Regions from separate parts of the Homo sapiens genome. Here region 1 is linked to region 2. A link is an interaction called in ENCODE POLR2A ChIA-PET data of the cell type or tissue named here. Cell type or tissue: PC-3. All regions are shown on one strand.

What was found. Peaks named below come from ENCODE experiments on the same cell type or tissue, not always from the same donor. Only the 100,000 strongest peaks of a DNase experiment are listed, where the experiment ranks them.
Region 1: POLR2A ChIA-PET joins it to region 2 with 5 read pairs; 1 of 35 experiments calls an interaction of 5 or more read pairs at or near these places.

Annotation. Positions count from the first base shown.
Region 1 is chr4:84,558,658-84,566,657 of GRCh38, forward strand. It overlaps LOC102723338 (a long non-coding RNA gene), which reads right to left. Exons shown (of 8, transcript XR_007058460.1): 2 at 3,044-3,141. Among named protein-coding and RNA genes, the nearest start is that of CDS1, 20 kb to the right of the region's middle. RefSeq lists an enhancer at 7,133-7,774. In PC-3, no CTCF peak of the experiment used is centred here; a DNase peak (open chromatin) is centred at 4,564.
Region 2 is chr4:83,885,340-83,893,339 of GRCh38, forward strand. No RefSeq gene overlaps it. Among named protein-coding and RNA genes, the nearest start is that of GPAT3, 350 kb to the left of the region's middle. In PC-3, no CTCF peak of the experiment used is centred here; a DNase peak (open chromatin) is centred at 4,652; H3K27ac peaks cover 961 bases.

The DNA of each region.
Region 1 (8,000 bases), 670 kb after region 2:
AAAAGATGTTCCACATCATATGTAATCATTAAATTAAATGAAATTAAACAACAACGAGATAGCCCTATACACTTATTAGAATGGTCAAAATCCAGAACACTAACGCCGGGGATGACTGATTGAATAAAAGGGCAGTGAGAGAGAAGGAGATGTCAAGGTAAAGAGACAAAGAGCTGGTCATCTTAGTTGGAGAACAGAATCTAGCAGTCTACATAAACGTAATGAAAATTGAGTGCCAATCATATGTGAAACATTTTCTGAAATCTTTTACAACCTTGGAAAGTAGATATTATTATCTCTATTTTTTAAGAGAGTATGCTGAGGCTCAAAAAGATTCTGCACTGTCTACTATGGCAGCCACTGGCCATAAGTGACAATTTATTTTTCAATTTTATTTAAATTAAATAAGACCAAGAATCAAGTTCATCATTAGCACTAGCCCCACTGCAAGGGCTCAGTAGCCACATATGGTTAGTGGCTGCCATATTGGACAGTGCTGTTCTAGAACATTTCCATTATAGCAAAAGTGCTATTGGACAGCCTGGTGTAAATAAATTAGCCTAATCCTGTGGCTGGTAAGTCATGGAGCTGTGGTTTAAGAGAAGATTTGTTTCACTGCAAAGCCCACTCTTTCCACTAGAAGGAGAATGAGCCCAAAGGTGTAGCTTGATTCTGAGCTGAAGGTGTTCTACATGAGGATGTGCTAAGGATGGCCTGATCTGGCCAGAACCAATCTGAGAATGCACATGAATGAGTTTAAGCCTTTAGGGGTCAAGCAGGTAGCTCTGGTTGAAATGGGAGCTGATGTTGTAGGAAATAAACAACTACTAATTTGTTGACTTGGTCTACCCACAGTGAGCATATGATTTATAGTCCACTTTTGAGTGTAAAAGGGAGTACCATTCATAATTACACGACAAAACAGGCATAAACCAGGATCGCACTAAGAACATGTGTTCACTCCCCAATTAGGTACCATGCATGTCGCAAATATACGAAAGTCATTTTAAATTTACCGTCATTTTTTCCAATTCTTATGTAATTATTCTTTTGGAATCAAGACTAAAAAAATTAAAAACCCAAATTCTTCATTGCTCAATGAACAATGAATAACTTTACTAATTAAAAGTATAACAAGGACGGGCGCTGTGGCTCACGTCTGTAATCCCAGCACTTTGGGAGGCCGAGGTGGGCAGATTACAAGGTCAGGAGTTCAAGAGCAGCCTGGCCAATATGGTGAAACCCTGTCTCTACTAAAAATACAAAAATTAGCCAGGCGTGGTGGTGGGTGCCTATAGTCCCAGCTACTCGGGAGGCTGAGGCAGGAGAATCTCTAGAACCCAGGAGGCGGAGGTTGCAATGAGCCGAGATTGTGCCACTGTACTCCAGCCTGAGGGACACAGTGAGACTCGGTCTCAAAAAAAAAAAATAATAATGTAACAAGCATCTTTTTTATATTATTAACCCCACCCCCATGAAAAAGTCTTCAAAAAGTGACCAAGAAAATGTGCCACTGATAAATGATGTTCAAATGAAAAGAAAATACATTATGATCTTTGCCCAGCAATACAACTTGTTAGCTGAGTGATCTTGGACAATTCACTCAACTTTTTCATACCTCAGTTTTCTCACTTGTAAAATTAATTTCCTATTGATGCATAACAAATGAGCATGGTGGCACATGCTTATAATCACAGCACTTTGGGAAGCTGAGGCAGGAGGATTGCTATAGCTAAGAGTTTGCGACCAGCCAGGGCAACATAGGAAGATCTTGTCTCTACAAAATATAAAAATAAATAGGCTCACTCAGGAGGTGGGAGGATGACTTGAGCCTGGGAGGCAGAGGTTACAGTGAGCCAAGATCACACACTGCACTCCAGCCTGGGCGACAAAGCCAGACGCTGTCTCAGTAAATAAATAAATAAATAAGCCAGAAGTGGTGGCTTGTGCCTGTGCCCCCACTTACTTGGAAGGCTAAGGTGGAAGGATCGCTTGAGCCCAGGAGGGAGCTATGATCATGCTACTGCACTCCAGCCTGGCCAACAGAGTGAGACACTGTCTCAAAAACACAAAAAAAACAAAAACAAAAAAACCTCCAAATTATCCCAGGATTTACGTGCAGTTTAACTAGGCAGATCTGGCTCAGGGTCTCTAATCAGGAAGTGTTTGAGTGATGGTGTGAATCCCTCATGAATGGCTTGGTGCATGGCTCAGTAGCGAGTTAGCTCTTGCTGTCTCGAGAATGGATTAGTTCCCAAGAAGGTGGTTATTAAAAAGAGTCTGGCTTCTTTGGTTTTGTTCTCTTGCCTCCTTTCTCGCATGTCACTTCTTTGTATACACCTACTTCTTCCACTTTCTGCCAGGAGTGGAAGCAGCCTGGGGCTCTCACAAGATGCAGCTGCCTAATCCTGGATTTCCAGTCACCAGAACTATAAGCCAAATAAACAATTTTTCTTTATAAATTACCCCATCTTAGGTATTCTGTTATAGCAACACAAAATGGACTCAGATAGGGATGTAAGAATGAAAGAAAAAAGGTAAAGAGATATACTTTACACTATTTGAACACATTTCATTTAGTTGAAAATTTAACTGAAAACAATGCCCCAAAAAGAGATTCAATGAAGCCTAGGCATGTCTCCTTTTGAAGTGCTCCCTTTTGAATGAGCACACCTGCTTTGCGGCAGAAGCAAAAAGAGAGCATGGCCTTCTAATTCCCATTCCAGGGTTCATGTGCCTCGTGCCAGCAGGGCAAATGTGACCACTTACTTAATGCCTGGCTGCCTCAGTGTCCTTATCTACAAAATACCAACAATATGAACGCTTACCTTGTTAAGGCTGTTGTGAAGATTAAATTAGACAAGGAGTTTAAGTTAACATTCAAAAAAATTTTCTTCTGATTATATTATCCGTCATTGCAAACATGAAAAGAACAAATGGGGTCTTTTCTTAGCTAGGAAATGTGTGGCCTGGCTTATTTCTAAGCCTGATATCCGTTCCACTGTAGGGACAGATGAGCAAAGATCTTACCTGGGTCACTCACATGGAGTGGGGCTTTAAGAAGAGGGTTAAGGCCAAGACAAGAAAACAGGTCCAATGCGAGTCTTCAATCTAAAGGAATCTAAGAAAACCAGGAGGCATCTTCGAAGACAAAGAGAAGATAAGCCGATTCAAGGAGACAAAAAGGAGATTGATTTGTATTCATTCCTGAGATGAAGGCACCACTCTCTGAGATGGTTTTTTTACATATTTCCCACATATCCTTTAGTGGAAAAGTTTTAAATTTTCAAATTTCATTATATTCGCATTCTTTTTGTTTGGACATAAATAATGGATGTAATGTACAATATACTGATTTTAACTTTGAGTTGAAATTTTAAAAAGTGATTTGCAGTTCTAACTATACAACATCCTGGAAGAGACAAAACTATAGGAACAGTGAAAGATTAGTGACTATCAGCGGTTGTGGGGAGGGAGGCATGAATAGGCAGAAGGATTTTAAGGGCAGTCAAACTGTTGCATATGATACTAAATGGTGAATACTTGTCATTATACATTTGCCATAATCCATATAACAAAGAACTCCAAGAGCGAGCCCCAATTTAAACTACTGAGTTGCATCGATAATTATGTACCCAATGCCGGTTCATCAGTTGTGACAAATGTACCAATCGGGTGCAGGATGTTAACAGCGGAGGAGGATGTGCATGTGTGGGGGCAGTGGGTGTGTGGGAATTCTGTACCTCCTGCTCAGTTTTGCAGTGTACCTAAAATTGCTTTAAATAGTAAAATCTATTTTTAAAAGTGACTTCTCTTTTCAAACTTTTATTATGAAATGTTTCAAAATTACAAAAGAAGAAAGAACAAAATGAACCCATTAAGCCCATTTCAATAATTATCGACATGTGGTCAATCTTGTTTAATCTATACACCCACTCATTTCCCTCCAACCCCTCCACTGGGTTATTTGGAAGCAAATCTGTCTTATCAAACCATTTCATCAAATCAGGTTCATTTCAAGGAACTGAGAAAGACTAGAACTAAGTGTCAGCCAGGGACTCACTGTAACAGCTCTCCAAAGGCCTCTCCATTTTCCTTATTATGCAATAATAGCCAAAAATAAATGTTGTAATAATTTCAGTCCATAATTAGTCACCTAAACTAATCATGTAAATTAGTTGAACATGAATTTTTTTATTATATTTTGCCTTTAGATTTCTTCCTCTTCTGAGTAAATATTTTTGGATAATTTTTCCCTAAATCCATAATATCTCCATCTTTCCCAACCACCAAATTTAATTTTATCCATGCCCTCTAAGCAAAATGTCTTTGTAAAAAATGAGAAATACCATGACCTCTGTACTGAGAAAGTCAATAACTTACAAAAGCTCTAGAAGACACAAACTGAAACACCACAAAAGTAATATCTATGACCGTTTACCAAGCTTTAAGAAGTAAGTAAAACCCTTGCCTTCATATTTTCTTCAGAACCAGGACATCCTTTATGGGCAGGGTTCTCACTGACTACTCAAGGGAGCTATTATGAGACACAGCTTGGCTAACAGTCCCGGAATGCTGAATTTCTGGATCTATTGAGATAATCATGTGGTTTTTGTCATTGCTTCTGTTTATATGATGGATTACGTTTATTGATTTGCATATGTTGAACCAGCCTTATATCCCAGGGATGAAGTTGACTTGATCATGGTGGATAAGCTTTTGGATGTGCTGCTGGATTCGGTTTGCCAGTATTTTATTGAGGATTTTTGCATCGATGTTCATCAGGGATATTGGCCTGAAATTTTCTTTTTTTCTTGTGTCTCTGCCAGGTTTTGGTATCGGGATGATGCTGGTCTCATAAAATGAGTTAAGGAGGAGTCCCTCTTTTTCTGTTGTTTTGGATCGTTTCAGAGGAATTCTAAGAATTCTTAGCATGGAAAACAGGCTGAATGGGTGATACTCAGTCATGGTTTACTAAATTATGTTAACCTTTTAACTTGTAAGTATTTATGAAATGTTTCTGCATAGATGTCACATTAATAAGAATAGTTTCATATAAGGCTCAGATTGATTTGTATTTTAATGTCTTTCTGGATTTTTATCCATATTTAACAAATATGCATAATCAAACATAAGCACTTTAGACTAGACCATAATTACTGAATATTTTACTAATATCTGTGATTTTTAAAATATTACTCCCCTATAATAAGATGAAAAACTAACGAGTGCAAATACATATTCGCATGCTTTGAAAGTCAGTAGGTATATTTACCTTGTATTAATCAGTCTTGGGTTTTGCACATAGCATATCTTATTAAAGGAAATAGCACCTGAGAATATTGTAAGCTACCTAAGGGAAGGACCATGCCTGTTTTGTTCACCTAGAAGCTGTGAATTTTAAGAGAATGGGCTTTAACACTAAACTGCCTGTGTCCTGCTGACGTTTTCTAAGAAAGTGCCCTTGGGCAAGATATTCAACCTCTCCTTGCTTTGATTCCTCATCTGTAAAATAGATAATGATTACTGAAGTACCCATGCATAAGAGTGTTGTGAGGGTTGAATGACTGATATGCAAAGCTCTGGGAAAAGGATGGCACAAATTAAGACTAGCTGTTCTTCACGGCTGTATCCACCAGGCTCAGAGTAAATATTTGTTGTCTAAATAAATAAATGACAAAGAATCAATTCCTTTTATTTCTCTTTTGGACTTGTTAATGGGTATAAACTATAAGGCAATTCCATGGTACTGATATAATAGGTACTCTTAACTGTCAAAAAGTATAAAAACATTGTATCTATCAGAGCAAAAGAAGCCACGTTAGGAAAGTCACACACCAGCATACATATTCTATCCATCACAATTGCAATTGTGTTTTGTTTCTAATCAGATATCTTTAATAGCTTTTATACATAAGAAAAGGGGTCTGGGCTGGGCATGGTGGCTCACACCTGTAATCCCAGCACTTTGGGAGGCCGAGTGGGGGCAGATTAGTTGAGCTCAGGAGTTCCAGATCAGCCTGGTCAACATTGTGAAACCCTGTCTCTACTAAAAATAGAAAAATTAGCCAGGTATGGGGGCACGTGCCTGTAATCTCAGCTACTCTGAAGGCTGAAGCAGTAGAATCGCTTGAATCCAGGAGGCAGAGGTTGCAGTGAGCCAAGATCATACCACTGCGCTCCAGCCTGGGTGACAGAACCAGACCCTGTCTCAAAAAAAAGGGGGGGGGAGGGGATCTGAACTTAGTAGAGTACTGCAGAAAGTGAAAAAGTGAGTAACAAGAGAAAAGTAGGTTATGTGAAGAATAACCAGATATTTGAAACTAAAAACGAGAGGCCTTGGGAGGGACTTTGAATAGCTATGTGCCTGATTTAAATAAATACAAAAATCACAGAATTGACCATCATTTTTAATTAGATAGATATAGCCAGTGAATACTCAAATTCACTGTGAAACCAGATAGTCATGAGCCACCCAGACTCAAATTATAACATTGTCTTAGTCTACTTGATCTGTTATAAGAAAATACCATAAACTAAGTAGCTTATAATAGAAATTCATTGCCGTAGTTCTGGAGACTGGGAAGTTCAAGATCAAAGCAGATTCTACATCTGGGGAGGAACTGTGTTCTGGCTCTAGGTGGCACCTTCTTGCTCTGTCCTCACATGCTGGAAAGGGCAAAGAGGATCCCTTGAGCCTCTTTTATATGTGCACAAATCTCATTATCAAGTGCTTCATCCCCAAAACGTAATCACCTCCTAATGGTCCCATCTCCTAATACCATCACCTTTCGGGTGAGGATTTCAACATATGAGTTTGGGGGGACATAAACATTCGGACCATAGCAAACATAAATATAATTTTGTTGAGTGTTAGATATATCTGCGTGTCCCATTCTCTGGAAAATGTGGGCATCCTGTCTCCTGCTGCTCATAGTATCAGAATATTCAGAAAGTACAGTTTATAAATATCTCCAGGAGAGTTAAAATGGACCAAAATTCCAGAGACAACATTTTGTACCATTTCTCATTTTGTGCCATTAATTGCTAGCTTGAATTAATTAAAATACCAAATAGAGAACAGCTGACGGAATTCACAGTCTGGTAGAGTTGCCAGATAAAATACAAGACGTCTAGTGAAATTTTGAAATGGCTCCATTGTCTGGGGTAAATAGCCAGGGTTCATTGTCTCGCGCCAGGAAAACTTAGGACGCGGACACACATGAGGAGCGGGTTTAGGAGTGGAAAGTTTAATAGACAAAGAAGAGGAGAAAGAAAGTTTCCTCATTGTTGAGAAAGCGGTCGCCCAAAACAGTTTCCAGGTTGGGGTGAGATTTGACTGATTTTATACAGAGGCTTGAGGAGGCACTGATTGATTTACATAAGGCCCAGGGGATTGGTTTGACCAGGTGTGCCATTTACATAGCTTGCAGAAGACTGGCCCTCCCATCATGATCTTTTATTAAGCAAATGTGGCTTCTACCTGCCTGTCTGGCTGTCACCTGCCTGTCTGGCTGTCACCATGACATCTGCATATGTGGCTTTATCTGGCCGGTGCCATGATACCCACACATGTGGTGACAAAGAAAAGGGAGCAGGGATCACCATATTGAATATACCTGGCTTCCAGGTACACCTGCCGACATTTACATATGCAAGCTTCTAGCTTGCATATCTATGCTTGCAACTTGACTTTTCAGGCTGCTTTCTGTTAGAAAAGAAATGGTTTGGGGCTGCTTTTTATTAAAGGGAAATTTCACTGAGAACCCTTTTACCCTCTGTAACTGCCTAAGATAATTTCTTAATAACTCCTGTATTAATTTCAGTTTCAAATAAACAGTGAATATTTATTTTTAATATAAGTATGTTCCAAATACTACATGGGACATACTTATGCTAAACAAATTATCTGTGGTTTTACTGAAATTCAATTTCAACTGGGCATCCTGTATTTTTATCTGCTCCACCTGGCAAGCCTACATTCTGGTTATAATAAACAC
Region 2 (8,000 bases):
TTGAAGAGTGTTGAGGCGATGCTAGTAATAAAAACAAAGAAACATATGTATATTGTTGTCTGCAGCCACAGTTTAACACCTCGCAGTAAGGGATTCTTCACATCCCAGAAGTAGCTACCCTGCATCTTAAACAGTATGCTAGGTTAGATTCTTGCCCGTTTGCTGTTCCTGATAATGCCCTTTAACTCACACAACTGAGCTGTTGTTAGTTAGGATCTACGGCCACAGAAATAGTATGTCTGAAATAAACATAAATATGAGTAAAATCCAGGCATACCCCCTAAATCATGCCCTTCACTTCCTTCCTGTTTGTAAATCTTTTGTAAGCCTTCAACTTTTTTTCTTTTTAAGCTTGTAGCCATTTCTTTTTGAATGACTCTTAGCTTACTGTGTTTCCAGGGGTTGAGGAGCCATGTATCTGTGGGATACTCGAGGAAAAGCGGAATCTAAGACCAGGTTCCATGGGTAGGTCAGAAAAGGACACAGAGAGAGATTGTGTGTCCTTGGTGGAGATGGGCTTGTGCTGAACTTGCAAAATGTATGAGTTCAGTGTCATCTGTTTTCAGTATTTCCTGAACAATTGATTTATTCCACATTATTAATGAACTTTGCAGCAGTTCCACTTGTCAGAGCCTACTCTGTAGGGGTCAATAATGAGAGGAAACCTGATGTTAGTGAATCCAGCTTAAGTGATTCTGTCATGCTAACAATTCAATATATCAGGACAAATGTCAGCTCCTTCCAATATGTTAATTCCTCTGATCCTATTTGCATAAACTACAGTCAATGAAATACAAGCTCCCCCTCTAAGGTAGTTAATGGAGATTTGTAAAGGATTTTTAATTTACTTTTTTTTGGTCTTCTCCAACATAAATTTTTGAGTTGAAAAAGGGACAGAGAAAGCAAGGATCACAGATTGGGAAGAGGATGTAAAACATTACAAAAGCTCAAATATAAAGAAATATAAAATCTATGGGTATAATTTAGCCGTTTCTTAAGAATTCTGTATATTCACAATTACTTCTTCCAAAAGGAATAATTTCTTTTTAAAGAAACTTGGGAACAAAGCATTGATGAATTCTTCTTACATTTTGAGGTGAGTTTTCAGTTTCGCTGGTTTCCTGAAGTAAATCACAAGTTCATTAGTTTTCCCAAAGGACATTAAATCTGGGTTTCTGATCTCTTCTATTAACCCATAATATCTCCCTGAGACCATTTACATATGATAGCAATGCTTATTTTAGAAGTACCACTTTTTTTACTTTCAAATTCATGGTGCATAATACATCACAATTTAAAATTAAGATTAAGAAATCAGATTTTTTTTTTCTTGGAGGAAACACATAGTTATCTGATTTATCCAGTAAAGCCATTTCCTTTTTTTATTTTTATTTTTAAAAAAACAAGCTTTCAGGAATTTATTTGCTTTCTATATATAATTATTTGCATTATTGGCAACTGTAATTTTTATTTATACTGCAAACATCTCTCTGTCTACCAGTTTCCTTGGTTTTTGTTTTGCAGTGTGGCTCAACACTTTACTTCTCCACTCACAACCTTTCATATAGACTACTTTATTTATGTAAACTTGGTAGAGATTTGAAAACCCAAAATAGATATTGAATTTTAGATATAGACATTTGCTTAAGTAGTTTTTTTTTGGTCTCCTGCACAATCCCTAAGGTGTTTTTCAGTCTTAATTGTGAGATAACAATGATATAGGGATTGGCAGTGAGCATCATCAATCAACAAAGAGCATAGTAGCAATAATGGGCTTCATCTTCAATTTTTACGCAAGTGCTTACCTGCTATCAGCCTGGTGATTTGTCCATTTATCTATTTTTTAGGGTCAAGATGAGTTTAATAAAGTTATCCAAATCATTACCGTTATCTACGTTGCTATGTTTCATCTTCTCTTCTCCACTTAGCTTAAATATGCAGAGCCTAGTACTTTGAAAATTAGTACAATGAATTGTTCAGACCATATTTTGCTCATCATTTTCACTAATACCATAAAATTGGATTAATATTTTTACTTGTCACCACCTATAATAAGTAGGTAAGAGTATTTTCTAAAGACATCTGTACAATGTGAATGAGATAATAGTGGTCCAGGGTCATAGCTGTAGTCAGTAAGTGAGGGGTTATCAGACCGTCAACTTTCTAAAGATAGTTTCTGATGTGTGAATAAGGGAAGCATTTTGTTGAGTAACTTTAAAGAGTTCATTTATCCTACGTATTTCACCTTCATGAGCCAGTTATATTTTAAACTCCATGAGAATGAAGACTGGTTTTCCTTTGTTTCAACATGATGCTGAACATGAGGCCATGTGATATAGTAAATAATGTCTATATGTCTTATAGAATTTTCCAGAGGATAAAGAATCTTTGTGCAGCCCTGGTGCTGTCCTTTTTTAAAAAACCACTTTATTGAGGTATGATTGACACTAAAAAAGCTGTACATGTTTAATGTATACAAGTTGATGAGTTTGAAGATAAGTACACACTATGAAATGATTGCCACCATCTATGACATAAACATATTCATCCACCTCCCAAAGTCCCCCCATCCTTTACCTATTATTATTATCTCTGTGTGGTGTATATGACAAAAACAGTTAATGTAAGATCTATTCTCTTAGCAAAATTTTAAGTATGTTTTACAGTATCTTTAACTATAAGCACTATGCTCTACAGCTGATCTCTAGGACTTATTCATCTCACATAACTGAAAGTCTGTATCCTATGACCAATGTCTCTCTGTTTACCCCTCCTCTCAGCCCTTGGCAGCTATCATTCTACTCTCTGCTTCTATGATTCCTATTTTAGATACCTTAGATAAGTGGTATCATGAAGTATTTGTGTTTCTGCATCTGGCTTATATAACTTGGCTTAATGTCCTCCAGTTTCATGTACATTGTGGATGAAAATGGCAGGATTTAATTCTTAAATTTTTAAGACTGATCAGTATTTTATTGTATGTACATAGCACATTTTCTTTATTCATGTATCTGTTGATGGACATTTAGGTTGCTTCCATGTCTTAGCTATTGTGAGTAATGCTGCAATGCACATGGAAGTGCAGATATCTCTTTGACGTGCTGATTATAAATCTTTTGGATTTATACCGAGAAGTGAAACTGCTGGATCATATGGTAGTTCTATTTTTAATTGCTTGAGGAAACGCCATACTGTTTCCATAGTGGTTGCACCAATTTATGCTCCTCCCAACGGTGTACAGGAATTCCCTTTTTTCCACATTCTTGTCAACACTTATTATCTTTTGATAATGGCCATTATAACAGGTGGGATGTAATATCTCTTAGTGGTTTTCATATGCATTATGTGTGTATTGGATAATAATTTGCTTGAATTCTTTATATATTTTGGATATTAACCTTTTATTAGATATATGATTTGCAAATATATTCTCTTATTCCATAGGTTGCATTTTCATTTTGCTGATTGTTTCTTTTGCTATGCATAAACCTGTAAGTTTGAAGTGGTTCCACTTGTTTATTTTTGCTTTTGTTGCCTTTAATTTTGGTGTCAAATCCAAAAAATCATTGCCAGAACCAATGTCATGAAACTTTTCCCTATGTTTTCTTCTAGGAGTTTTATGATTTCAGGTTTTATATTTAAGTCTTTAGACAATTTTGAGTTGATTTTTTGTGTATGGTGTAAAGTAAGCATCCAATTTCTTTTCTTTTCTTTTCTGTTTTTGCATGTGGTTATAGTTTCCCCCATTTGAAGAAATTGTCCTTTCCCCATTGTGTGTTCTTGGCACCTTTGTTAAAGATTAGTTGACCATATATGCATGGGTTTATTTCTGGGTCTTCTGTTTCACTGGGCTGTGTGTTTGCTTTTACGTCATTATCATATTGGTTTGATTATTGTAGCTTTGTAATATAACTTGAAATCAGGAAGTATAATGCCTACAGCTTTGTTCCTTTTAGTCAAAATTGCTTTCGTTATTTGGGGTCTTTTGTCATCCCATACAAATTTTAAGATTGTTTTTTCTATTTCTGTGAAAATGCCATTGGGATTTCAATAGGGATTGGATTGAATCTGTACGTTATTTTGGGTAGTATAAACATTTTAACAATATTAATTCTTCTGATTCACAAATATGGGACATTATTTCATTTATTTGTGTCTTCAACTTTTAAAATCAGTGTTTTATGGTTTTCAGCATGCAGATATTTCACCTTCTTGGTTCAACTTATTTCTGAGTATTTTATTTTTTGGATGTTATTGTAAATGAGATTGCTTTTTAAATTTCCTTTTCAGATAGTTTGCTGTTAGTGTGTAGAAGCACAACTAATTTTTGCATACTGATTTTGTATCTGCAACTTTGTTGCATTTGTTTATGAGTTCTAACATGTTTATCTTTGTCTATATATTTACCTTTTACCAGTGAGTTTCATACCTTTCATATCCTTTCATATTTAATGGTTTTTTTTTTTGTTTCAACTTGAGTAACTCCCTTTAGCACTTCTTGTAAAGCGTATGTAGTGATGACAAACTCCCTTAGTTTTTGTTTGTCTGGGAAATCCTTTATCTCTCTTTTATTTTTAAAGGACTTTTTCCAGGTATAGATTTTATGGTTGGGAGTTTCCTTCTTTCCACACTTTTAATATGTCATCCCACTTTCCTGGTCTGGGAGGTGTTTGCTGAGAAATTCACTGATAGTCTTGTGGTTTCCTTATATGTGATGAGTCACTTTTTTCTTGCTGCTTTCAAAATTCTTTGTTTCTGAATTTGACAATCTAATTATAATGTGTTTGATATAGACAACTTTAGGTTTAATTCACTTGGTACCTTTTCGGTTTCATGAATTTAGATAGTCCTCTCTCTCCCCAGATTTGGGAAGTTTTCAGCTATTTCTTTAAATAGAATTCTTCCCTTTTCTCTCTCTCTCCTCCTAAAATGATCATAATTCATATATTTGTTCACTTGATCATATCCCTTACATATTATAGGCTTCCTTCACCATTTTCATTCTTTTTTTCTTTTTCACTCCTGTGAGTAGATATTTCAAATGACCTGCCGTTGAGTTCACCAATTCTTTCTTCTGCTTGATCAAGTCAGTCTGCTGCCGAAGCTCTCTCTTAAATGTTTCAGTTGAGTCACTGCATTCTTCAGTTTTAAGTTTTCTGTTTGCTTGTTTTTTCTGATTTCTGCTTCTTTGTTGAACTCATTTTGTTCATGTATTGTTTTTCTGATTCCATTTAGTTGTGTGTGTGTGTGTGTGTGTGTGTGTGTGTGTATATATAAAATTTATATCTATATCTATGTTCGTTTGTAGCTCACTGAGGTTCTTTAATTTTGAATTCTTTGCCAGGCAGTTTGTGGATCTCTATTTCTTTAGTACTGTTTACTACAGCTTTGTTTTTTTCCTTTGATAGTATTATGTTTTCTTGATTCTTCATGATCTTTGTAGATAAAAATGTATTGATACCTGCATGTTGTAGAAGCAGTTACCTCTTCCGGTCTTTCTGACTAGCTTCAGCAGGAAAAGTCTTTCATCAATCAGCCTAACCAGAGATTCTAGGTGTGCCTGTAGCCTAGGTCCATGAGCAGGCAGGACTGCTGCCAGGAGCAGTGGGCCAGCTATTGAGTTCTGTGTGCTGGTTGTTGAGAGCCTCTGTCTCTTTTCTTTGTTTTTAGCTACCCTAGGTGATTTAGTCATACTGATTCCCTCACTGCTGTGGGTGAGGCACAACTAAATTGGACCTCTCAGTGTCCTGAAAGGTTGGGGAAGTTGGATATCCACTTCAATCTCTCCTTCCCCTATGGGAGAGCTTGTGGGACAAAGGTATTTCTCTCAGCACTGTACCATGCTGGCTTGGGTGGAGAGGTGATGTGGGTAAAGTGAAACTATTCTTCTTAGCCTTCTAAATGTGTATTTTTTCTCATTCTTGTGCTTCACCTAGGTGCTGTAACCTCTCCCTGGGATACTGGAGCTCTTTTATTTTCAACTGTGAATGGTTGTTAAATCAATGTTTCTGTGGGGGTATGAGGGCTGGTACTTCCTATTTTACCATCTTGCCATTACTTTCTGCATCTTTTTTTTTTTTTGTCTAATAATTTGTTAAAGACAGGAAAACAATCTTCAAATTGGAATTGGTATTTATCAGTTTGACTCAGAAACTCAGTTGATTTGAAAGTTAGATCTTACCTTTGCTACTAAAATACATATTAACTTTAGCAGATTTAGGTCACTATTGTGTTGGAAGAAACACTTAAGTAATCTGGAGGCTCCCTTTGGCTTGCCGTTCCTTGTCATGTCTTCAGGATTTCCTCTCCAAGCTTTCCAGGCTTGCTTTGTTATTCTCTTTCATCTGTTATATCCTGGCAGTGCCAGATTCTCTGAGTGCTGATTGGTCAGCTTACTCTTCTGATAACCAGACTCAGTCTAAAATTCTACCATGCTAATCGGAGAGAACATAAAACTTCATCTCTTCTCTTGATACCAACTGTCTTGTATGAGAGACCTTGTGGAGACTATGTTCTTTAGTGTGTGTGTGTGTTTTATAATTTCATATGGTACAAGTGAGAAGACAACTCTATTAGATGTCAGAAGGAGTGAATTTGGTGTCTTCTGTTAACAATTACTACTAGTGCTTGATTTTGGAAAATTTCATTGTCTTTCTGATTATTTCTTCCTCTTCTAAATTGGTAGGATCAAATGAGAAAGCATATGTGTAAAAGCTATGCAAACTGTGAAGTGCTCTTCCAAAAAAAGGCTCTATCTTGTTTTATTTTTTTGCTTTTATCTTTTCTTCTATTCCTTTCTTCTCCCCCTCACCTGCTTTCTCCCTTCCTCCCTCTCTTTATTCCTTCCTTCTCTTTTTCCTCTTTATTTCTTTCATTCTTTTCACGTCTTTCATCTTCCCCCCATTCCTTACTCTCTTTCAGTCAAACTTTCTTTCTTTTCATAGCCCTTCTATTCTTCTTACCCTTCACCTTCACACTTCAATCCTTTAAGGATATACAGTTGTTCACATGGATGCCTATAAAACAAAATTAGGAGTGGAGGAGGCAGAATAAGGGAAATATAGAGCCATCAGATGATAATAACAAGGCAAAAGTTAGTATGAGACTGGGCCAAAAGAAGAAGAGAAATATGATTGGATAAAGTATTCCCATTGTTTTTTAAAAAATAAAACATACATTCTTCAGGAAAGACAATGTTTTTTTCTGGTCATTAGGTCTAAAGCATATTTCTTAGATAAATCTTATTAAGAGAGGCACACAAATTGTGTTCTTAAATTAAAGCAATGGTGGCTTTCCAGATGTTTGTAGTATTCCTGAGGGCATAAGGCTAGAATCTCAGTTCTGTTTGGGATTGGAGCATAGTCTCGTGGTTTAGCTTCTTGATAAAAATATTTAAACCAGAGATAAAATGTAGAATATAAAACGCAGCCTTAGTTTCCCCTAATCGTGTTGCATTAATAGTAATACCTCCTAGTTAATTTGTTCTTGCATCCCTCCTGATCATACTGGAGTTAGTATTTTCAAAAGTCTCCCCAATTATAATTTGAGGCATCAGGCCAATTTCATATATGTTCACAAACAAGTTGACGAGCATTAATGGTCACACAAAATCAGCTGAGTTCTCTCTCTCTTGCTCTGTGCCCTCTTCCTAAGTCTTTTGACCTTGAAACTACTTGAGAGTTTGTACTGCAGCCATGATAGCCATTGCATTTCTCTTATCCACTATTAGCCATCTTGCTTAGGTACCAAATCAGGGTTGCTTGCAACTCATGTCTTAAATTATCCGTTGCAGAAGCAGTTTCTTCAGTTTACTTCTTCAGATGTTTTCCATAGGGTATATTAATGAGTCATAGGTCTAGGTCAGGAGACAGGTATGCTCCCTCCTCTCCTCTGAAACCTAGACTCCTTCCTCAACCTTCACCTAAAAATAAGCTCATTCATACAAATGCATGAAGTCACCTGCCCCGTCAGTTCACCATCTATTCTCACACATGTCAGAG